2 separate regions of the Homo sapiens genome follow, and region 1 is linked to region 2. A link is a loop called in an ENCODE intact Hi-C map of the cell type or tissue named here. Cell type or tissue: OCI-LY7. All regions are shown on one strand. Each heading gives the region's core, and the rest is flanking DNA. Links, peaks and the distances in the headings are about the cores only. Region 1 overlaps SRP54-AS1 (SRP54 antisense RNA 1). Region 2 has its middle 41 kb from the start of CFL2.

The links. Hi-C counts contacts between places; a loop is a spot of excess contacts. Peaks named below come from ENCODE experiments on the same cell type or tissue, not always from the same donor. Only the 100,000 strongest peaks of a DNase experiment are listed, where the experiment ranks them.
Region 1: it touches region 2 in a loop (2.9-fold over the local background); 5 of 110 quality-filtered maps call a loop at or near these places.

What each region holds. Positions count from the first base shown.
Region 1 is chr14:34,908,061-34,919,641 of GRCh38, forward strand. It overlaps SRP54-AS1 (SRP54 antisense RNA 1), which reads right to left. Exons shown (of 5, transcript NR_151701.1): 5 at 8,420-8,638. Among named protein-coding and RNA genes, the nearest start is that of BAZ1A, 38 kb to the left of the region's middle. In OCI-LY7, for the core only: CTCF peaks have their summits at 4,317 (motif pointing left) and 4,520; a DNase peak (open chromatin) is centred at 4,301; H3K4me3 peaks cover 448 bases.
Region 2 is chr14:34,667,775-34,679,355 of GRCh38, forward strand. It overlaps the pseudogene RNU6-1261P. Among named protein-coding and RNA genes, the nearest start is that of CFL2, 41 kb to the right of the region's middle. In OCI-LY7, for the core only: a CTCF peak has its summit at 4,956 (motif pointing right); DNase peaks (open chromatin) are centred at 2,967 and 5,007; H3K27ac peaks cover 347 bases.

The DNA of each region.
Region 1 (11,581 bases), core at 1,211-9,210, 240 kb after region 2:
GTCAGGAGATCGAGACCATCCTGGATAACACAGTGAAACCCCGTCTCTACTAAAAATACAAAAAAATTAGCCGGGCACGGTGGCGGGCGCCTGTAGTCCCAGCTACTCGGGAGGCTGAGGCAGGACAATGGCGTGAACCTGGGCGGCAGAGCTTGCGGTAAGCCGAGATCACGCCACAGCACTCCAGCCTGGGCGACAGAGCGAGACTCAGTCTCAAAAAAAAAAAATAAAAATAAAGAACAAACTGGGGAGAAAACATGTCTTACTCATAGCCTAAGACAAAGAATTAATTTTTCTAATATTAAAGAGTTCCTACAAAATAGTAATTTAAAAAATATCTACAAGCTCCTTCCCCACAAAAGATCAACAAAGTATATGACCAAACTGTTTACAGAAAATGACATAAAACACCTCTCATAATAATTCCTATGGCAGTGTTTATTCTACTAAGGCATACTGATACCATGCACTTATTTATGGGTATGCTTTGTATAATCTCTAAAGCAGGCATAATTCTTATGATGCCAGGTAATTGAGCAGAGTCACAGAAAAAGAGTATTTTAAAAGGAGGGAGTCCCAGCCTGGCCAACATGGTGAAACCCCGTCTCTATCAAAAATATAAAAATTAGCTGGGCATGGTGGTGCACACCTGTAATCCCACCTCCTCAGACGCAGAGGCAGGAGAATTGCTTGATGTCCACATGCAAAATAATAAAGTTGGACCCCTACCTCATACCATATGTAAAAATTTACTCAAAACAGATCAAAGACCTAAATGTAAGAGTTAAAATTGCAAGAGTATTAGAATAAAAAATAGGTATAAATCTTCATGCCTAAGTGAGGTGGCTCATGCCTATAATCCTAGCACTTCTGAGATGGGCAGATCACTTGAGCACAGGTGTTTGAGACCAACCTCAGGAACATGGCAAAACCTCGTCTCTATTAAAAATACAAAAAAATTAGCTGGTGTGGTGGCATGTACCTGTAGTCCCAGCTACTCCGGAGGTTGAGGTGGGAGGATCACCTAAGCCCGGGAAGTGGAGGCTGCCATGAGCTGAGATTGTACCACTGCACTCCAGCCTGGGAGACAGGAGTGAGAAATCAACTCAAAAACAAACAAAACAACAACAACAACAAAACCTTTGTAACTTTGGATTAGGCAATAGTTTCTAAAATATAATACCTAAAGCCTAAGCAACCATAGAAAAAATAGATAAATTGGACTTCAGAAAAATTAAAAGCTTTTAGGCCGGGCGTGATGGCTCATGCCTGTAATCCCAGCACTTTGGGAGGCAGAGGCAAGTGGATTAGCTGAGGTCAGGAGTGTGAGACCAGCCTGGCCAGTATGGTGAAACCCCACCTCTACTAAAAAAAAAACACACAAAAATTAGCTGGGTGTGGTGGTGTGTGCCTGTAGTCCCAGCTACTTGGGAGGCGGAGACAGGAGAATTGCTTGAACCCAGGAGGTGGAGGTTGCAGTGGACCAAGATTGTGCCACGGCACTCCAGCCTGGATGACAGAGTAAGACTCCATCTCAAAAAATAGAAATACAGGCTGGGCGTGGTGGCTCACGCCTGTAATCCCAGCACTTTGGGAGGCTGAGGCGGGCAGATCACGAGGTCAGGAGATCGAGACCATCCTGGCTAACAGGGTGAAACCCGTCTCTACTAAAAATACAAAAAAATTAGCCGGGCGTGGTGGCGGGCACCTCTAGTCCCAGCTACTCAGGAGGCTGAGGCAGGAGAATGACATGAACCCAGGAGGTGGAGCTTGCAGTGATCTGAGATCATGCCACTGCACTCCAGCCTGGGCAACAGAGCGAGACTCCATCTCAAAATAAATAAATAAATAAATAAAAATACAGGCTGGGCATGGTGGCTCACGCCTGTAATCCCAGCACTTTGGGAGGCCGAGGCAGGCAGATTACTTGAGGTCAGGAGTTCGAGACCAGCCTGACCAACGTGGAGAAACCCTGTCTCTACTAAAAATACAAAATCAGCCGGGCGTGGTGGCGCATGCCTGTAATCCTAGCTACTCAGGAGGCCGAGGCAAGAGAATCGCTTGAACCCAGGAGGCGGAGGTTGCAGTGGGCCGAGATCATGCCATTGCCCTCCAGCCCGGGTGACAGAGTGAGACTCCATCTCAAAAAATAAAAATACAAAAATTAGCTGGGTGTGGTGGTGCATGCCTGTAATCCCAGGTACTCGGGAGGTGGAAGCCGGAGAACCACTGGAACTGGGGAGGCAGAGGTTGCAGTGAGCAAAGACTGTGCCACTGCACTCCAGCCTGGGCAACAAGAGCGAAACTCCGTCTCAAAAAAAAAAGAAAAAAAAAAAAAACCCAAGTGAAAAGTAGGCAAAGGACTTGAATAGACATTTCTCTTAAGATGATATAAAAATGGCCAATAAGCACATAAAAAGATATTCAACATTATTAATCATTAGAAAAATCCAACTTCAAAACCACAATTGAATACTACTTCATACCTGCTAGATCAGCTGGGAAGAAAAACTCAGATAATAACAAGTGTTGGTAAAATTTGAGCTCTTGTATATTAACAGTGGAAGTGTAAAATGGTGCAGGTGCTTTGGAAAACAGTTTGGCACTTTCTCAAAATTTAACCCTTTTCCAGTTTAGATTTTAAAAAAACACAGCTCGATGCCAGCACTCATTTAATTTTACTTAAACATGTTCTTTGAGGCTGAAGAAAATCTGACTGATTTTCATGTGAAAATAAAATATAAAAACTGTTCTTGGAGTTATTTCTAAACAGAACTAACATCAGAATCATCTGAACCATCAAAATCGTCTATTTCAGAAAAATCAGATCCATCAAATGAATCTTCAGCCAACAACTGTTTGAGAACGATGCTACGTTTTTTAGGATTTGACATTTTCAGTGATCAAGAATTACTATATTTTATAAACGGAAATACAACTAAAAACAGAATACTATAAATAGAATAATGTTTTTGTTTCCAAAGTCAATACACTAGAGCAATGCAAAAATAATAATAAATATTAATATGCTTACTCATGTATTAATAATACAACAATATTTTGTGGCAAGGTTATCTTGGAGTAAATGCTGCAGCTGCAAGCACCGCTGGCAGGTATTCTTGGGGCAAAGGCGAAAAGGGTTAAACAGAGTTATCATATGACTTAGTAATTCCACAATTCCACCTAAGAGTATTGAGAACATATGTCCACACAAAAACTTGTACCTGAATGTTCATAGCAACTTTATTCGTTATAGTCAAAAAGTGGAAACAACCCAAATGTCCGTCAACTAATGAATGGATAAACAAAATAGCATAACCACTCTGAGGTATATCCGCACAACAGAATATTATTGCACAATAAAAAGGAATGAAGTGCTGATACGTACTACAACATGGATGATCCCTGAAAACATTATACTAAAAAAGAAATCCCATTCCAGTAGGTATAGCTAAAAATAAATAAATACACAAAACATTATCTTTAATGAAAGAAGCCAGTCACAAAAGGTCACATGGTGTATGATTCAGTTTATATTAAATGTCCAGAATAGGAAACTCTGTAGAGGTGGAAAATAGATTAGCAGTTGTCAAGGGCTGTAGGGAGGGGGAATTGGTAGTGACTGCTAATGGATACAGGAGTGATGAGAATGTTCTGAAATTAAATGGTAATAGTTGAATGAATTTATGAATATACTAAAAAACACTGCATTGTACACTTTAAAAGATACATTATACACTTTAAAAGGTGAGTCTTATAGGATTTTATGAGATTTTATGAAATTTGAATCATATCTCAATTTTTTTAAAAGTGTTTATTGGATTTCTGAGACTCGGGTGTTGTTAGTGGCCTTGTAGAGGAATGTTAGTGGTCAAAGGCAGCTGGCAGTGGACCAAAGAATGAGTGGGAAGTGAAGAATAGTGAGTGTATACAATTCTTTCAAGAAGGTTAGGTGAGAAGAACAGGGCAGTAGCTGAGAGAGATAAAAGGTCAAAGAATATTCTGGTTTTGTTTGTGGTGCTGATGGCAGAAACTTAAGTAGGTTAAAATGCTAATGGAGGCTGGGCGTGGTGGCTCACTCCTATAATCCTAGCACTTTGGGAGGCCAAGGTGGTCAGATTGCTTGAGCTCAGTAGTTCGAGATTAGCCTGGGCAACATGGTGAGACCCCTTCTCTACAAAATATACAAAAATTAGCTGGGCATGCTGGTGCCTGTTGTCCCAGCTACTTGAGGGGCTGAGGTGGGAGGATGGCTTGAGCTTGGGAGGTCGAGGATGCAGTGAGCTGTAATCACGCCACTGCCCTCCAGTGGACCTGTCTCAAAAAAAAAAAAAAAAGATAGTAAGATCCAACTAAGAGGAAGTATACTGAGGAGGAGGATGATAAATAATAGAATAGAATAATTAAGATAGCACAAGGTGGTTAAAATGGAATTAAGAACACAGGTAACTGTTAAATAGGAAGAAAGGTGCTGACTGGGGGAAGTGAAATTATATATATTGAATTAGTTTAATTTGAGGAAGTTAAGACGCGTTTTATCTGAGGACATCTGTTTTCAGGTCAGTTGATGAAAAGTAAGGAAGTGTAGGCGAAGGGTCAGAAATGTGGGAAGATTAGAAAATGTTGGATGTGCTGGCACGGTGTCTCATGCCTGTAATCCCAGCACTTTGGGAGGCTGAGGCAGGTGGATCACTTGAGCCCAGGAGTTTGAGATTTTATTAAAAAAAAAAATCTATCTATCTATCTATAGAAATTGACACTTCTGGTCTTAAAGCTTGAAACTTACATTTATTTTATCTGAGTTACTTCCTCAGGAAAGGACCCCCAGACCTCTGGGAAAGTATCAAATAATTGAAACTCACTGGATCATCTCATCCAATGAGAGGCCAGGCCCCTCATTCATCATGATTGCTTCCTTAACCTTCCCCGAGTTCTTGTTTTCCTACACATTGTTATATTTCTTACCTGCTATATAAACTCCTAATTTTAGTCGGCAGGGGAGATGGATTTGAGACTGAACTCCCATCTCCTCCACTGCAGCACCTGGTCAAAGCCTTTTGCCTTGGCAATACCCGTTGTCTCAGTCATTGGCTTTCTGTGTAGCGAGCAGCAGGACCTAGACTGAACCCACAAAACCACAAATTTATACTATTGGGACAATCGTAACTCAATCTCTAGTCCCTGATGATTTGGGACGTTTAGGGCATCTAATCTGATCAGTTGTTATCTAATGTATCATCGGGTCGTACTTAAATTCCAGAAAATGCCCAGGAAAGGATAATTCTAGTGAAACAAAAAACCCAGTTTGGTCCTGTTACTTCTTATGCTTATGCTAATTGGAATCCCCTGGTAGCACATACTATCTGAAACGTAGCAGAACTCCCAGGAGAATCTATAATACATTTACGGTTTTGGTGATAAGGAACCCCCACTCGCTTGAGTCCCTTAGATCTGTGCTAATCCTACTCTACGCCTCTGGAACAACCCAGGATTCCAAGGATAGACTGGTAGTTTCTCATTAGTTTAATGAAACTGTGGTTTGGACTACATGTGTCAGCTGCTTTCCACTAATATCTGAGTAGGGCTAAACCACAGGAAAATATTGTTTCAAGTATGAAAATAATATTTAAATAGGACAATAATAATTATTCTAGCCGGGCATGGTGGTGCGCACCTATTAGTTCCAGCTACTCAGGAGACTAAGGTGGGAGGATCACTCAGCTCAGGAGTTCAAGACTGCAGAGAGCTATGATCATTGTGTCACTGCCTTCCAGCCTGGGTGACACAGCAAAACCTGGTCTCTACTGTAAAAAAAAAAAAAAAAAAAAAAAAAGAATAATTAGTTTAATAGGATAGAATAAAAATAATTAAAATTTCTTGATTATTGTCCATCTTGTGTTAGGCTTACATTTATACATATCATATGTATATATATGTACATATGATATGTATGAATGTAAGATATGTATAAATGTAAGATATGCAGCACACCAACATGGCACATGTAGACATATGTAACAAACCTGCACGTTGTGCACATGTACCCTAAAACTTAAAGTATCATAATAATAATAAATAATAAAAAAGATATATAGATATATATCTCTCAATTTGTCTTTCTCCCTCTCCTTACCATGGTTTTTGTTTAAAACTATCTTTATTAACAACAATAATTATAAGTGCAGCATGCAATGCTTTCCAAAGCACTTACTCATCCATTATTTTACTGTATGTAAACTTCCATCTCAGCTAGGTTGGAGATGCATTATTACCTCCAGGTTGCTGATGAAGAAACAATGATTAAGCAGTGATTAGTGACTTGTCCAAGATCATATAATTTGTTGGCAGGTGAGTTGTTTTTAGACTTCAGATATCTTTTGTTACTTCTTAACGTATACTTTCTATTCACTATAAGGTTAGTGAGAATTTTGATAAAGGTTTCCTTTTTTTTATTAAAAAAATTTTTTTAGCCTGTATCCTGCTGAAGATAAAGGTTTCCTAGTAAAACTATTCTAAACTTGTTTTTTTTGTTTGCTAGAAAAATGGTTTCAATAGACTTCTTTTTTTTATGGAATCTCGCTCTGTCCCCCACGCGGAATGCAGTGGTGCAAGCTTGGCTCACTGCAACCTCCGCCTCCTGGGTTCAAGCGATTCTCCTGCCTCAGTCTCCTGAGTAGCTGGGATTACAAGCGTGTGCCACCACGCCTGGCTAATTTTTGTATTTTTAGTAGAGACTGGGTTTCACTATGTTGGTCAGGCTGGTCTTGAACTCCTGACCTCGTGATCTACCTGCTTTGGCTTCCCAAAGTGCTGAGATTACAGGCGTGAGCCACTGTGCCCAGCCTAGACTTCTTTTTTAAAAAATGTATGTTGAACATTCAACAAAGGAAAAATGACCATGATTCGTAAAATACTGATATTTAATACTTCTCAACTTTCCAAAACAATGATAGTGATGATATATTTTAATCACATAAGGGGCACTAATTTTAATATGTCTTTACCACTTTATTTTATTTATTTATTTTTGAGACAGGGTCTCATACTCTGTTGCCCAGGCTGGAGTGCAGTGTTTCGATCAGGTCTCACTGCAGCCTTGACCTCCCTGGGCTCAGGTGATTCTCCCACCTCAGCCTACCGAGTAGCTGGAACCACAGGCTCACACCACCACACTTGGCTAATTTTAAAATTTTTTGTAGAGACAGGGTTTTGTCATGTTTGCGCACCCTGATCTCAAACTTCTGAGCTCAAGCAGTCCTCCCTCCTCGGCCTCAAAAAGTGCTGGGATTACAGGTGTGAGCCATTGTGCCCAGCTATTTTATTTTTCAGATAGGGTCTCACTCTGTCACCCAGACTGGAGTGCAGTGTCGCCATCACAGCTCACTGCAGCCTCGACCTCCCCAGGCTCAGGTGATCCTCCCACTTCAGTCTTCCAAGTAGCTGTGCCACCACATCTGGCTAATTTTTTGTATTTTTTGTAGAGATGGGGTTTCGCCACGTGGTGGTCTCAAACTCCTGGCCTCATGTGATCTGCCTGCCTTGGCTTACCAAAATGTTGGGATTACAGGCGTGACCACTGTGTCCTGCCACCACCTTATTTAGTGCTAACTAAACAACTTTCCCTTTGCCAAATGTGATAATAATTTCTTAATTTCTTGTAGAATTACTGATCAGAGTCAACATTCTTTTTTTTTTTTTTTGAGACAGAGTTTCGCTCTTGTTGCCCAGGAGGGAGTGCAATGGCACGATCTCTGCTCACTGCGATTTCTGCCTCCCGGGTTCAAGCAATTCTCCTGCTTCAGCCTCCCAAGTAGCCGGGATTACAGGTGCCCGCCACCATGCCCAGCTAATTTTTGTATATTTAGTAGAGATGGGGTTTCGCCATGTTGGCCAGGCTGGTCTCAAACTCCTGACCTCAGGTGATCCACCTGCCTTGGCTTCTCAAAGTGCTGGGATTACAGGCGTGAGCCACCACACCTGGCCAGGGTCAACGTTCTGAAATAACCTTCAGCATTAGCCAGTACTCACCAAGATCAAATAATCAGCTTTGCTAATTTGTTGTTGTTGTTGTTGTTTGAGATGGAGTCTCGCTCTGTTGCCCAGGCTGGAGTGCAATGGTGAGATCTCGGCTCACTGCAACCTCTGCCTCCCAGGTTCAAGTGATTCTTCTGCCTCAGCCTCCCGAGTAGCTGGGATTACAGGCACTCACCATCATGCCCGGCTAATTTTTGTATTTTTGCATAGATGGGGTTTTACCATGTTGGCCAGGCTGGTCTGGAACTCTTGACTTCAGGTGATCCGCCCACCTCAGCGACCCAAAGTGCTGGGATTACAGGCTTGAACCACCGTGCCCGGCCCACTTTGCTAATTCTTAAAACATTTAAAGCTAAACTTCAAGGAGTGTGAAAAGGTGGTTAGGGTATCCATAAACAACCTGGTGCTGGGGCACATCTGACCCTGGGGAGGAATTAAGTGGCTCAGTGGTCCTGTGGCTGAGAGGCATGGCCAGCAGGGACTCTGACAGTCACCTTTTTTCTTCCTTCAATGAATCTCCAGGTTAGAAGGTGAAGGAAGTTATTTGCAGCATCAATGGCAATTTCTTTTCCACCTCCACCTGTAACAGCCAAGGCGCAGGACACTGAAGAAAAGAAGCAAAGAGGCCTGATGCTTCTGGCGAATCAGTTGGAAGAAGAATCACATCTAAAGTAGACAAGATATCCACTGTCTACACACACACACAAACACACAACTCTTTAACTAAATTCACATTTGTATCTGGTGTTTCCATGCGATAGTGGCTTAACTGATAATTTTGTAACACAAACATGGAGGTCATAGAGGCTTTCAATAATAGAGCTAAGGACTCATATTTCCTATGCTTTTAAAATTATCGTTTTAGGCTGGGCACAGTGGCTCACGCCTGTAATCCCAGCACTTTGGGAGGCTGAGGTGAGTGGATTGCTTGAGCTCAGGAGTTTGAGACCAGCCTAGCCAACATGGTGAAACCCATTCCTCTAAAAAAAATGCAAAAAATTAGCCAGGCAGGGTGGTGCGGGCCTGTAGTTCCAGCTACTTGGGTCAGGGAGGTGGGGTGGGGTAAAAAGGCAAGAGGATCACTTGAACCCAGGAGGCTGAGGCTGTAGTGAGTTGAGATCATGCCAGTGTACTCCAGCCTGGGTGACAAAATGAGACCCTACTTAAAAAAAAAAAATACACTTTGGGAGGCCAAGGCGGGTGGATCACTTGAGGTCAGGAGTTTGAGACCAGCCTGGCCAACATGGTGAAACCCCATCTCTACTAAAAATACAAAAATTAGCCAGGTGTGGTGGCAGTGCCTGTAATCCCAGATACTTGGGAGGCTGAGGCAGGAGAATTGCTTGAACCGGGAGGCAGAGGTTGCAGTGACCCAAGATTGTGCCACTGCACTCCAGCCTGGGTGACAGAATGAGACTCTGTCTCAAAAATAATAATAATAATAATGCAAATAATAATATAATAAAATAAAAATATATATATATTTTAAATTCTCGGCATGGTGGCTTGCACCTGTAATCCCAGCACTTTGAGAGGCCAAGACAGGAAGATCACCTGAGCCCAGGAGTTCAAGACCAGCCTGGGCAACATAGTGTGACCTCCTCTCTACAAAAAATTTTCAAAAATAGCTGGGCTTGGTGGCATGCACCTATGGTCCCAGCTACTTGGGAGGCTCAAGTGGGAGGATCACTGGAGCCCAGGAGGCTGTAGTGAGCCATGATTGTGCCACTGCACTCCAGCCTTGGGTGACAAAGAGACCCTGTTTCACTAAAAAAATTTTTTTTCAATTTATTTTTTAAAATTGTGGTAAAATATACATAACATTAAAATTTACCATATGCAGTGGGGGTAGATATCATAAGTCATAAGCAGTACTGAGAAGTAGTTTGACAGTAATTGAAAATGAAATAGCAGAAAAGAACCTCAAAAGATTATAATGCCTAAAAATCTGCTGCCAGATTGGTTAAAATTATATAAGACATATGCGCCTCTTGAAGATTCCTAAAAATGAAATTTACAAGCCTATCTAGTGAAGTTCTTCTATGCATTTAACTGTGTCCTATGTACTAGGTGAGGCAGCATGATGTAATGGGAAAAGTCCAGGACTTGGAATCAGGGCAAGTGTAATTGTCTTTGTTGCCCAGGCTGCAGTGAGTGCAATGGCGTGGTCTCAGCTCACAGCAAACTCTGCCTCCCGGGTTCAAGTGATTCTCCTGCCTCAGCCTCCTGAGTAGCTGGGATTACAGGCGCATGCCACCATGCCCAGCTAATTTTTGTGTTTTTAGTAGAGACAGGGTTTTGCCATGTTGGCCAGGCTGGTCTCAAACTCCTGACCTCAGGTGATCTGCCCGCCTGGGCTTCCCAAAGTGCTGGGATTACACGAGTGAGCCACTGTGCCCAGCTGTAATTTCCTCATTTTAAAAATAGGAACAATAAGAGCACCAACATTAGAATACTGTTACAAGGAACAAATGAGGTGGAGTGTAAGAAAAGTATATTGTGAAGTGCTATGTAAATGTTATTTTTCAACAAAGTTATGGTTTGTATACATCTTCCACAGAAGGTTATCCCTCTTATGGCCATTGACCATTTCTTTCTATAATTTTTTTCCATTTTTTATCTTTGTAATCAACATTGACACTTTTTCTTCTCTCTACATACATTGTATTGGTCATTGGACAGTACTTTCTTTTTTTTTTTTTTGATACAGAGTCTCACTGTGTCACCTAGGCTGGCGTGCAGTGACACAGTCTCCGCTCACTGCAGCCTCAGCCTCCCAGGTAGCTGGGATTACAGGGGCCCACCACCACATCCGGCTAATTTTTGTATTTTTAGTAGAGATAGGGTTTCACCATGTTGGCCAGTCTGATCTTGAACCCCTGACTTCAGGTGATCTGCCTGTCTCAGCCTCCCAAAGTATTAGGATTACAGGTGTGAGCCACCATGCCCTGCCTAGACACCACTTTAAAATGGCTGTTTCATGTTACAGATTTAACTTGGGGGAGGCCAGCCTAATGAAAATTTATTATTTTCTGTGAGTCACTGTATTTATAACTCAGGTACTGGCTACCGAGTGAATGGTGGTGCCTGGTTTATGGTTTTGTGGGCTTACTGTCTAGTCTATTATCTGATTTGGGTAAGAGAATATAGATTTGCCCGTAACTTAGCCAAATTTTAAAAAGCATATCTATTTATTAGAAAGAAAAAGTATTAAAGTATGACCTATCAAGCTATTAATGGCATATGTTTGTAACAAACTATAGAAATGATCCCTGAAAGTATAGTCTTAATGGCATATTTTTGCACATCATATCCAATAAGATTTAGAGAAGCACAAATATATATAAGGCCCCTCTCCCTTGCTCAATTTCAACACCTGTTTTTTTTTTTTTTTTTTTTTTGAATTCACTAAAGGGGAAAATGGTGGGGTGGTCAGTCAGTGCTAGGAAGGTAGGTAGTTAATGATGGTTATGCTAATTTAGAATGAAAAACTTTCATTCTAGATAGGACAGTGAATCCAATATCTCTTTTTTTTCCTCCCTAGAGA
Region 2 (11,581 bases), core at 1,265-9,264:
GTTTATCTTGTTTTAGGAGGAGAGAGCAGAGGACAAATATTGGATATATTTAATTTTATTAACTAAATGTTAAGTTTAAATATTGACAATGTCACACTTGAATTACTGAATATGTTTAATTTTATGAAGTATGTTATGTTGCTCTAAATATGCATATTTAGTTTAATGTGTATTGTTTTATGTAGATGACTTAGAGATAATTTTGTATTTGTCAGTAATCCTAACCACAGAATGTTATAGTTTTCAGTGGCACTAACACTTTCTTCTCTAAGAACATTAAAATAAATGAGCCAACTGGAATAGTGCCATCACCTCTAATTATTGGGTCTTAGGAGTAAATAGATCAATTAAGAACTATGCCTTACTTCTAAAATAGCAATCTTAGAGATGTGCTAGGACGTGACAGGTCCTTGTTCCTGATGACAAGGGTGAATGGCCTTGTAGGTCTCTTTAAGGAGATTGCATGTTAGCCTAGGTTTTGTAATAGCCAGTCTCCAAGATGGCCCTCAGTGATCCTTGCCTGTTGGTATTCGTGCCCTTGTGTAATTTCCTCCCACACTGAATTAGGGTTGGCCCTCTGTGACCAATAGAATACAGCAGAAGTGATGGTGGGCCTTCCAAGGCTGTCATAAAATCCACTGATGCTTCTGCTTTGGTCTCTGGGACCATTCTGGGAAAAGCCAGCTACAATCCTATGGGGACCCTGAGTAACCCTTGTAGGAAGGCCCATATGGAGAAGAAGGAAGGTGCACAACCAACAGCCAGCACCACTTTGCCAGTCCTGTGAATTAGTCAGCTTGGAAGTGAATCCTTCAGCCCCACTCAAGCCTTGAGATGACTGCAGCCCTGGCCAAATCCGATTGCATCCTTCTCAGAGCAAGAACTTCCAGGCCAAACTCTTCCAAATTTCCTGACCCACAGAAACCATGAGAAATAAAATGATTATTGTTTTTCTAACTCACTAAGTTTTAGAATAACATGTTATTGATACAGAAGGTATGGAAGTGATGTGACTCATTCAAGGAATTTTTGTTTTGTTTTGTTTTGTTTTTTATTTATTATTATTATTTTTTTGACAGGGTCTCACTCCTGTCGCCCAGGCTGGAGTGCAATGGTGCAATTATGGCTCACTGCAACTTCGACTTCCTGGGCTCAGGTGATTCTGCCACTTCTGCCTCTCAAGTAGCTGGGAACACAGGTGCACACAACCACCCTTGGCTAATTTTTAAATTTTTTGTTGAGATGGAGTCTTGCTATGTTGCCAGGGCTGGTCTCGACCTCCTGGGCTCCAGTGATCCTCCTGCCATGGCCTCCCAAAGTGCTGGGATTACAGACATGAGACATTGCAGCCAGCCATAGACCTGCATTTAGAAACAACTCTGCCTGAGGCCAGGCATGATGGCTCACGCCTGTAATCCCAGCACTTTGGGAGGATGAGGCGAGAGGATCACTTGAGGTCGGGAGTTCAAGACCAGCCTGGCCAGCATGGTGAAACCCTGTTTCTACTGAAAACACAAAGATTAGCTGGGCGTGGTGGTTCATACCTGTAGTCCCAGCTACTCAGGAGACCGAGGCAGGAGAATTGCTTGAACCCAGGAGGCAGAGGTTGCAGTGAGCCAAGATCGAATCACTGCACGCAGCCTGAGTGACAGAGCAAGAATCCCATCTCAAAAAAAAAAAAGTATATATATATAAAATATGTATATTATATATATACACACACATATATATACTTATGTATATTTTTATGTATATATACTTTTATATATATTTTTAAGACATCAGCAACATTGACTGGTTTTACTTATTTATTATTATATATTTTTTCATACAGAAACAAGATCTTGCTATGTTGCCCAGGCTGATCTTGATCCTGGCCTAAAGTTATCCTCCTGCCTTGGCCTCTCAGAGTGCTAGGGATTATAGGTGTGAGCCACTGTCCCAGCTCATAATCTGATTCTAAAGAGACAATTGATATCTTAAACTGAAATTTATTTTTAACTTTTTTTAAAATTTATTTTATTTTATTTTTAAATTTATTTTATTTTATTTTATTTATAAGAGACAGGGTCTCTTAACAACAACAACAACAGCTACTGTAACAATCTCCTAAAGTGTTTGTTTATGTGTTGAAATGTTTTCCTTTTTAACTTCACAGAAATCTTTTGGAAACTATTCTCTCTTACTTTGAAGAAATATTTATCTGAAGTTTAGCAATTCCTTCCATTTTACACCATTTTACTTTCATTCTACCCTTAGAACCAATGTATGTCTCGAGTTTGTGATTACAGCTTTGACTAAGCATGGCTCTCTCCTTCTTTGCTTGGGCAGTGCTTTAATGGATTGCCCAGCCATCTGTATGGACCCAGGAAACTATTATACTTCCATTGGAAAGTCCCCATATGTGATCTGTGTTAAAGAGCTATAGAGCACAGGTCACAGGAAGATTCACTCCCACCCAGGATAGGATGTGTGGCATGAGTTGACACTTGGGAAAGCTCCCTCTCAGACTGTTTTCCCTCTGTTTTTCCGCAGAATCTGAGATTCCATCATCAGATGAGTTCTCATTAGCTGGCTCCAGCAGTTGCTTACTAAATTGTATATAACTTTGTGCATCTTCCATTTGCCTTCCAGATTTACTTTCCACCCTTCCTCACCTTGCTCTGTAGGGCCACTGTCCTGTGTGGATCACTTCAATAGCGTTGGGTTTCAGTAGAGTTCAACCAATGAAGATCCCAGCAGAGATCAAGAAGAGAGGGCAGTGAGGGGTGTTATTATTGCCCAGCTTCTTTCCTAAGAGGTTGTCTTGGGCTGGCTAGGGTCCCTTGACTGAAGGGTCCCTTCTCTCAAGGAAGGCATCTCTCAATGGCTCTCTGAAGAATTTGCATCCTCCCATCATCCTTCCAGGCCTAAAGGTGGTATTATAAAAGCCCTGATACTGCTGTGCCTTGTGGCTCTCCTACACACTGCATGCACGTGTAAATAGTACCTTTATTAAACCCACTTTGAGTTATACTAATTTGGGTGTGCCATCTGTTTCCTCCTGGGACTTTGATAGAGACACCTTCATAGAAGCAAATTATTAAGCTATTATTGGCCATAAACATCCAATTATAAATTAGTTTGTAAAACTGGTTTTCAAGGAATAACTACCTGAGGTTGGACTCAGAGGGAATGAGACATAGGACAAATAAATCTTCACAGAGTTAAAGAGAAACAATACAATGCAACAAAGAGAGGAAGGGGGCTTGAAACTGGGAGATTTCAGTTTGAATTCCAGATCAGCAGTTTACCCCAGGGCCTCATTTTTCTCATCTCTAAAAGGAAGGTTTTAATTTTTAAATTTTATGATTTTGTTGAGACAGAGTCTTGCTCTGTTGCCCAGGCTGGAGTGCAGTGGCGCAATCTCAGTTCACTACAACCTCCGCTTCCTGGGTTCAAGTGATTCTCCTGCCCCAGCCTCCCAAGTAGCTGGGACAACAGGCGCGTGCCACCACGCTTGGCTAATTTTTGTATAAAATGAAGGTTTTTAAATAGAATAATGGCTTTCAATCTGTGTTCCACAAAACCCCAAGAGGTACCTCAATGTCCAACAACCTGGGAAGTGAGAGATGTAGAGAAAGGACAGGAAGAAAAAGACAGATCCCAACTCTACTTCAACCAGGACAGCTTTGCTCTGTCTGCTTATAGAGATTTCTGAGGTGATGTATACAAGACTGGATATTCCAGCTGCCAATCTTCTAGGGAAAAGTGAGCTGTGGGACATTTGTGTGTGTGTGTGTGTGTGTGTGTGTGTGTGTGTGTGTGTGTGTGTTTATTTTTTTAGAGATGGAGGTCTCACTGTATTGCCCAGGCTGATCCAACTCCTAGCTTCAAGCAATCCTCCTGCCTTGGCCTCCCAAGTAGCTGAGATTACAGGGGCAAGCCACTGTGCCTGGCTAATGTGCGCATGTATTAGTCCGTTTTCACGCTGCTGTAAAGATACTACTCAAGACTGGGTAATTTATAAAGGAAAGAGGTTTAATTTACTCACAGTTCTGCATGGCTGGGGAGGCCTCAAGAAACTTACAAGCATGACAGAAGGGGAAGTAAGGTACCTTCTTCATAATGTGGCAGGAGAGAGAAGGAAGAGGAACTTCCAAACACTCGGAAAATCATCAGATCTCTTGAGAACTCACTATCACAAGAACAGCATGGGGGAAACCGCCCCTTTGATCCAATCACCTCCCTCCCTCAACACATGGAGATTACACATGGAGATGAGATTTGGGTGGGGACACAGAGCCAAACTGGCTAATTTTTAAATTTTTAGTAGAGACGAGGTATCACTATGTTGCCCAGGCTGGTCTTGGACTCCTGGGCTCAAGCGATCCTCCTACCTCTGCCTTCCAAAGCACTGAGATTACAGGTGTGAGCCACCATGCCTGGGCTGGGCTACTTTAATTTATTCTTCTAAAATGCTAATTACTTTAGATTTTGGGAACCAACAGACATATTGATCACATTTCAAATGGTATCTGGCCAGGCACAGTGGCTCACACCTATATTCCCAGGATTTTGGGAGGGTGAGGTGGGAGGATAGCTTTAGCCCAGGAGATGGAGGCTGTAGTGAGCTATGATTGCGCCACTGCACACCATCCTGGGCAACAGAGCAAGTCTCTGTCTCTAAAAAGTAAATAAAATAAAATAAGATAAAATGTATCTTAGACACACTTTAAAAATTCTATACATGCTGCAGATGTATCAGACACACTTTTTTTTTCTTTTTCTTCTTCCACAGGCTGGTGGGGTGGAATAAAACACACTTCTGACTAAGGAATCAAGTTGTTACTAAAGAATAGTCATTTTTCTCTCCTTGAGATAAGCCTTCAGAAGGTAACTTGATAAAGAAATCACAGGAGAGTAAGGGTTATTACTTATGATGTTATTTCAAAAATAAATGAGTTGAAACCATCGACTGCCTGGTTTTCAGAAGGTAACCAGCAGAGGGCACTCTAGGCTTTATAGACTGCAGAAAATGCAAGCGGATCCCTCCAGAAGTTGGGGGTCAGTGCCTTAATCTTTATCTCCAGAAAGATACTTTCAGCTTGTTATTATTATTATTATTATTATTATTATTATTATTATTATTAGACGGAGTCTCGCTCTGTCGCCCAGGCTGGAGTGCAGTGGCGCTATCTCGGCTCACTTCACTGCCACCTCCGCCTCCCAGGTTCAAGCGATTCTCCTGCCTCAGCCTCCCGAGTAGCTGGCATTACAGATGCCCCCCCACGCCCAGCTAATTTTTGTATTCTTAGTAGAGACAAGGTTTCTCCATGTTGGCCAGGCTGGTTTCTGACTCCTGACCTCAAGTGATCCACCTGCCTTGGCCTCCCAAAGTGCTGGGATTAACAGGCGTGAGCCACCCTGCCAGGCCGATGCTTTCAGCTTATTAAGAGCTCACCTGTTGGATGACTGCAGAACATTTTCTTGGTAATGTAAACCAAAGCTTCTGTATTCCCAAATAGCCACATTAATCAACATTTACAAATAATTGTAAAATAATTTCAAGAGAATGAGAAGATGAGCCACAGACTGGGAAAAACTATTTACAAAAGACTTATCTAATAAATGACTGTTATTCAAAATATATAAAGACCTCTTAAAACACAAGAATAAGAAAAATAACCCGATTAAATAATGGGCAAAAGATCAGAACAAACTCACCAAAGAAAATACACAGATGGCAAATAAGCATATGAAAAGATTTTCATATGTCACTAGGGATATGCAAATTAAAACAACAATGAGATAGGACCACATACCTATTAGAATGGCAAAAATCACAACAATGAGGACACCAAATGCTGGTGAGGATGTGGAACAACAGGAACTCTCATTCATTGCTGTTGGGAATGACAAATGATACAGCCCCTTTGGAAAATAGTTTGGCTGTTTCTTACAAAACTAAACGGCTTACCATAAGATACAGCAATTGTGTTCCTAGGTATTTACCAAATAAGTTGAAAACTTATGTCCCCATGAAAATGTGCACATCAATGTTTATAGCAGCTTTGTCCATAATGGTCAAAACATGGAAGCAATATGAAAATGTCCTCAGTAGGTGAATGGATAAACTGTGGTACATCCAGATAATGGAATACTATTCAGCACTGAAAATAAATGAGTTATCAAGCCATGAAAAGACATGGAGGCACCTTAAATCCATATTGCTAAGTGAAAGAAGCCAATCTGAAAAGGCTACCTATTGTATGTTTCCAATTATATGACATTCTAGAAAAGGCAGCCAGGCATAATGGTGTGTGCCTGTAGTCTCAGCTACTTGGTAGGCTGAGGCAGGAGGATCACTTAGGCCCAGGAGTTTGAGATAAGCCTGGGCAAACTGGTGAGACTGTCTCTAAAAAAAAAAAAGAAAGAAAGAAATTTTTTTTTTTTTTCAGATGGAGTTTCACTTTTGTTGCCCAGGCTGGAGTGCAATGGCACAGTCTCAGCTTACTGCAACCTCCGCCTCCTGGGTTCAAGGGATTCTCTTGCCTCAGACTCCCGAGTAGCTGGGATTACAAGTGCCCGAGACCATGCCAGGTTAATTTTTCTAATTTCGTATTCTTAGTAGAGACAGGGTTTCACCATGTTGGTCAGGCTGGTCTTAAACTCCTGACCTCAGGTGATCCACCCATCTCAGCCTCCCAAAGTGCTGGGATTACAGGCGTGAGCCACTGAGCCTGGCCGAAAATGTTTCAATATTAAAAATAAAGAAAAACTTAGAAAAAATTAAAAAGACAAAAGGAAAAACCAGAAATACAGGGGTTGGGGAAAAATGAGCATAGAGGATTTTTAGGGCAGTGAAACTACACTGTATGATACTATAATGATGAATACATGTCATTATACATTTGTTAAAACCTACAGAATGTACAAAACTAAGAGTTAATCTGTTTGTTTGGGTTTTTTTTTTTTTGAGACAGAGTCTTGCTCTGTCACCCAGGCTGGAGTGCAATGGTGCAATCTTGGCTCACTGCAACCTCCACCTCCCGGGTTCAAGTGATTCTCCTAGGGATACACAAATTAAAACAACAATGAGATAGGACCACATACCTATTACCTCTTAGCCTCCCAAGTAGCTGGGATTAAAGGCACCTGCCACCACACTGGGCTAATTTTTGTATTTTTTTTTTAAGTAGAGACGGGGTTTCACCATGTTGGCCAGGCTGGTCTCAAACTCCTGACCTCAGGTGATCTGCCGCCATCAGCCTCCAAAAGTGCTGGAATTACAGGCATGAGCCACTGCATCTGGCCTAAATCCTAATGTAAACTATGAATTTTGGGTGATAATGATGTGTAAATATAGGTTCATCAATTGTAACAAAGGTACTACTTTGGTTCAGATGTTGATAGTGGATAAGGCTCTGCATGTATGTCTAGGAAAGGAGTATATGGGTTATCTCTGTACTTTTTTTGTGTGTGTGACAGGGTCTCGCTTTGTTGTCCAGGCTGTAGTGCAATGGCACGATCTCGGCTCACTGCAACCTCTGCTTCCTGGGTTCAAGTGATTCTCCTGCCTCAGCCTCCTGAGTAGCTGGGATTACAGGCGTGAACCACCACAGCTGGCTAATTTTTGTATTTTAGTAGAGATGTGGTTTCACTGTGTTGGCCAGACTGGTCTCAAACTCCTGAGCTCAAGTGATCTACCCGCCTAGGCATGAGACACGGTGCCTGGCCATCTCTGTACTTTCAACTTAATATTGCTGTGAACCTAGAACTGCTCTAGACAATAGTCTATTAATGGTAGCTCACACCTGTAATCCCAGCACTTTGGGAGGACAAGGCAGGCAGATTTGCTTTGAGCTCAGGAGTTAGAGACCAGCCTGGGTAACATGGCAAATCCCTGTCTCTACCAAAAAAATATACAAATATTAGCCAAGCATGGTGTCTTGTGCCTGTAGTCCCAGCTACTCAGGAAGGTGAGGCTGGAAGATCACTTGAGCCTGGGAGGCAGAGGTTGCAGCAAGCCAAGATCACGCCACTGCATGCCAGCCTCGGTGACAGAGTGAAACTCTGCCTCAGAAAAAAAGAAAAAGAAAAAGAAAAGAAAATAGTCTATTAAAAGCAATAATCCATGCTCACTTCAACAGCATGTGTATTAAAAATTGCAACAATACAGAGATTAGCACTGACCCTGCCCAGGCAGACACACACATTTGTGAAATGTTCCATATTTAAAATAATAATGAGAATCCAATGTTCTTGTATCAGTGTTCCCCATTATTAAATTTGTTCTTTTAATGAGTCACCTAGTGATACAGGTTTCCAGGAGATAATATACCCATGATTATCAGGATTTCTTTCTTTTTTTTGAGATGGAGTTTCCCTGTGTTGCCCAGGCTGGAGTACAGTGGTGTGATCTCGGCTCACTGCAGCCTCTGCCTCCCAAATTCAAGCGATTCTCCTGCCTCAGCCTCCTGAATAGCTGGGATTACAGGTGTGCGCCACCACACCTGGCTAATTTTTGTATTTTTAGTAGAGACAGGATTTCACCATGTTGGCTAGGCTGGTCTCAAACTCCTGACCTCACGTGGTCTGCCCACCTCGGCCTCCCAAAGTGCTGGGATTACAGGCATGAGCCACTGTGCCTGGCCAGGATTTCTTTTATTATTTATTTATTTTTATTTTTGAGACAGGGCCTTGCTCTGTTACCCAGGCTGGAGTGCAGTGGCACAATAATAGCTCTGGCTAATTTTTTTTTTTAATTTTTTTGTAGAGACGGGGACGGTGGTGGTTTCCCTATGTTACCCAGGCTGGTCTTGAACTCCTGGGCTCAAGCGATCCACCTACCTCGGCTTCCCAAAGTGTGGGATTACAGGCGTGAGCCACCACATCTGGCCTACTAGGATTTCTTAATCATCAGCACTCTTGTCTGAATCCACATTCATTGCCTGAACTCAAATGTAGTGGAGACCTATTTTCACATCAGCCTTTAATTAACCCTGCAAAACACTGACATGCTCTGAGCAGCCTGGCAGGACAGCAAACCATGCTCTTTTTCACCTTTTACAACCAGTGTACAAAATAGGATTATCATTTCCCCACAGACATCAAGAAATAACTAGAAGTTTACCAGGAATAAACTGTTAGGTGCCTCAGTTGCAGCAAAGTTCTTCTGGAGGTTGGAGGAAAGCTAATATTTGCTGAAGACCTAGTATTCAGGCATTTGGCAGGTGTTCAGCACACACAATCTCATTTCATGCCTCTGTGACCATGTCTACCTTATGGCTAGGGAAACTAAAGTTGCCCAAGGATACTCAGCTAGCTAGTGGCAGAGGTAGAAAGAAGCAAACCCAGATATTTTTGGCTCCACGTGCCTTTTCTTCAGAGGAGCTACCTCGACCTGCATTCAAACACTGCCACAATTATCCCTGCCACTTGCTGGGGTATGCTTCACAGTGGGGTCCATTTGCAGTGATTTCTGATTTTCCATATTTTAGAATTTTCCTGTTGCTTGCAATATGTCTTCTGTTCTTATGAAACTGCCCAAAACCAGGGCAATGGAGGTTTTTTTTTTTTTAAGGATCTTTTTTGTAGGGGCTGGATGGTGGGGGGTGGAGGTTGGGTGAGGGCAATGAAGGGAGATTGGTTTTTTATTCTGCGTACTTCCATAATGTTTGATTATTTTATGGTTAGAATGTATTCATGCATTACTTTTTTTTTGAAAAACAGAGAAGGCACCGGGCAAGGTGGCTCACGCCTATAATCCCAGCATTTTGGAAGGCCGAGGCGGGTGGATCACAAGGTCAGGAGTTCAAGACCAGCCTGACCAACATGGTGAAACCCCGTCTCTATTAAAAATCCAAAAATTAGCTGGGCATGGTGGCGCGCGCCTATAATCCCAGCTACTCAGGAGGCTGAAGCAGGAGAATTTCTTGAACCCGGGAGGCGGAGGTTGCAGTGAGCCGAGATCATGCCACTACACTCCAGCCTGGGCAACAGAGCGAGAGAGACTCCGTCTCAAAAAAAAAAAAAAAAAAAAAAAAAAAACAGAGAGAGAAGGAAAAAAAGCAGCTTTCTAGGCAAATACATGAAAACAATGTAGAAAGAGCCACAGTGCAGTATATATTCTATTTTTATGTTATATTTATAGTAATTTGAATATAAAGACCTCTGTTGAGAGGAAAAAAAGAGGACCAAAGTTTCATTATATGAATATTTGCTTCTCTTTGTCCCTCACACCCTACACACAGAAACACAAACAAAAGCCTCTCATTGTTTCCCCTGATGGAACAACGATGACTAAGTGGCTGCATAAATCATCCAGAGTTACCAAAACTTCATTCCCAGTCATTTGACACCATTTAGGGAGGACTGTGTTGGAAATGTGCAGCTGTTAAAGGCCCCACCACCCCCACTTAAGAATTAGGAGGCGTAAGAATAGGAAAGTAGTCAATACTACAGTCTCTAAGTGGAATATGGGTGTTTCATTTAAAGTTATTCCATCAATTTGAGGGTGAAAATATAATTCTCCCTTCCTTTGTCATAACTCAGGCACAGACTGTTTTCAAAATAAATTGAAGGCGAGAAGATTGAAAATTTTAGAGTTCGACTTGCAAATTAGAACCCGATGAATTTATTCACAGTCCAGTAGACAACTCTACAGTAAGGTTTGTACTGGTAAACTGGAGTGCTGTGGGGTTAATTTCTCAGAGATGAAGAACGGGTTAATAATCTCACCCTGATTATTCAGTATCTACTGAAAAGTGTTTACCACAGAGACGCAAGACAATAGAGACTGCATGCCACGTCCCCCTCTGCTATGACATACTCACACTGCTTTCAAACCATATTAATACCATGGATTGTGAATGCTCTACTCATTCTAGTTATTCGGGCAAAAATTCTCTTGTTAGTTGGCAAGAGCACCTCAAACCTCTTTTCAACCATCAGCAGTTAGTACTTTACTTTCCCTTGCTCACACCACCTGAATAATCAGGAATGCCTCTGTATTCATCAGTGCCTCCTTCACGGGGCAAATTGTGTATACTATACATATACACACACATATATACACACATATGCCCATATATGTATATATACATATATAGAGCTATATACTTATATGTGCATGTGTGCATGCGCGTGGGTGTGCACGTGTGTGTGCATGTGTGTGCATGTGTGTGTGTGCACATATGTGTGCGTGTGTGTGTGTGTATAGTGGCATGCACCATATAACAACATTTCAGTGAACCACAAACCACATATACAACAGTGGTCCCATAAGATTATAACACCATAGGCCGGGCGTGGTGTCTCACACCTGTAACCCCAGTACTTTGGGAGGCTGAGGTGGGCGGATCACCTGAGGTCAGAAATTCGAGACCAGCCTGGCCAACATGGTGAAACCCCGTCTCTATTAAAAATACAAAAATTAGCTTGGTGTGGTGTCACACGACTATAATCCTAGCTACTCGGGAGGCTGAGGCAGGAGAATTGCTTGAACCTGGGAGGTGGAGGTTGCAGTGAGTCAAATGCACACCGCTGCACTCTAGCCTGGGCAACAGAATGAGACTCCGTCTCAAAAATAAACAAATAA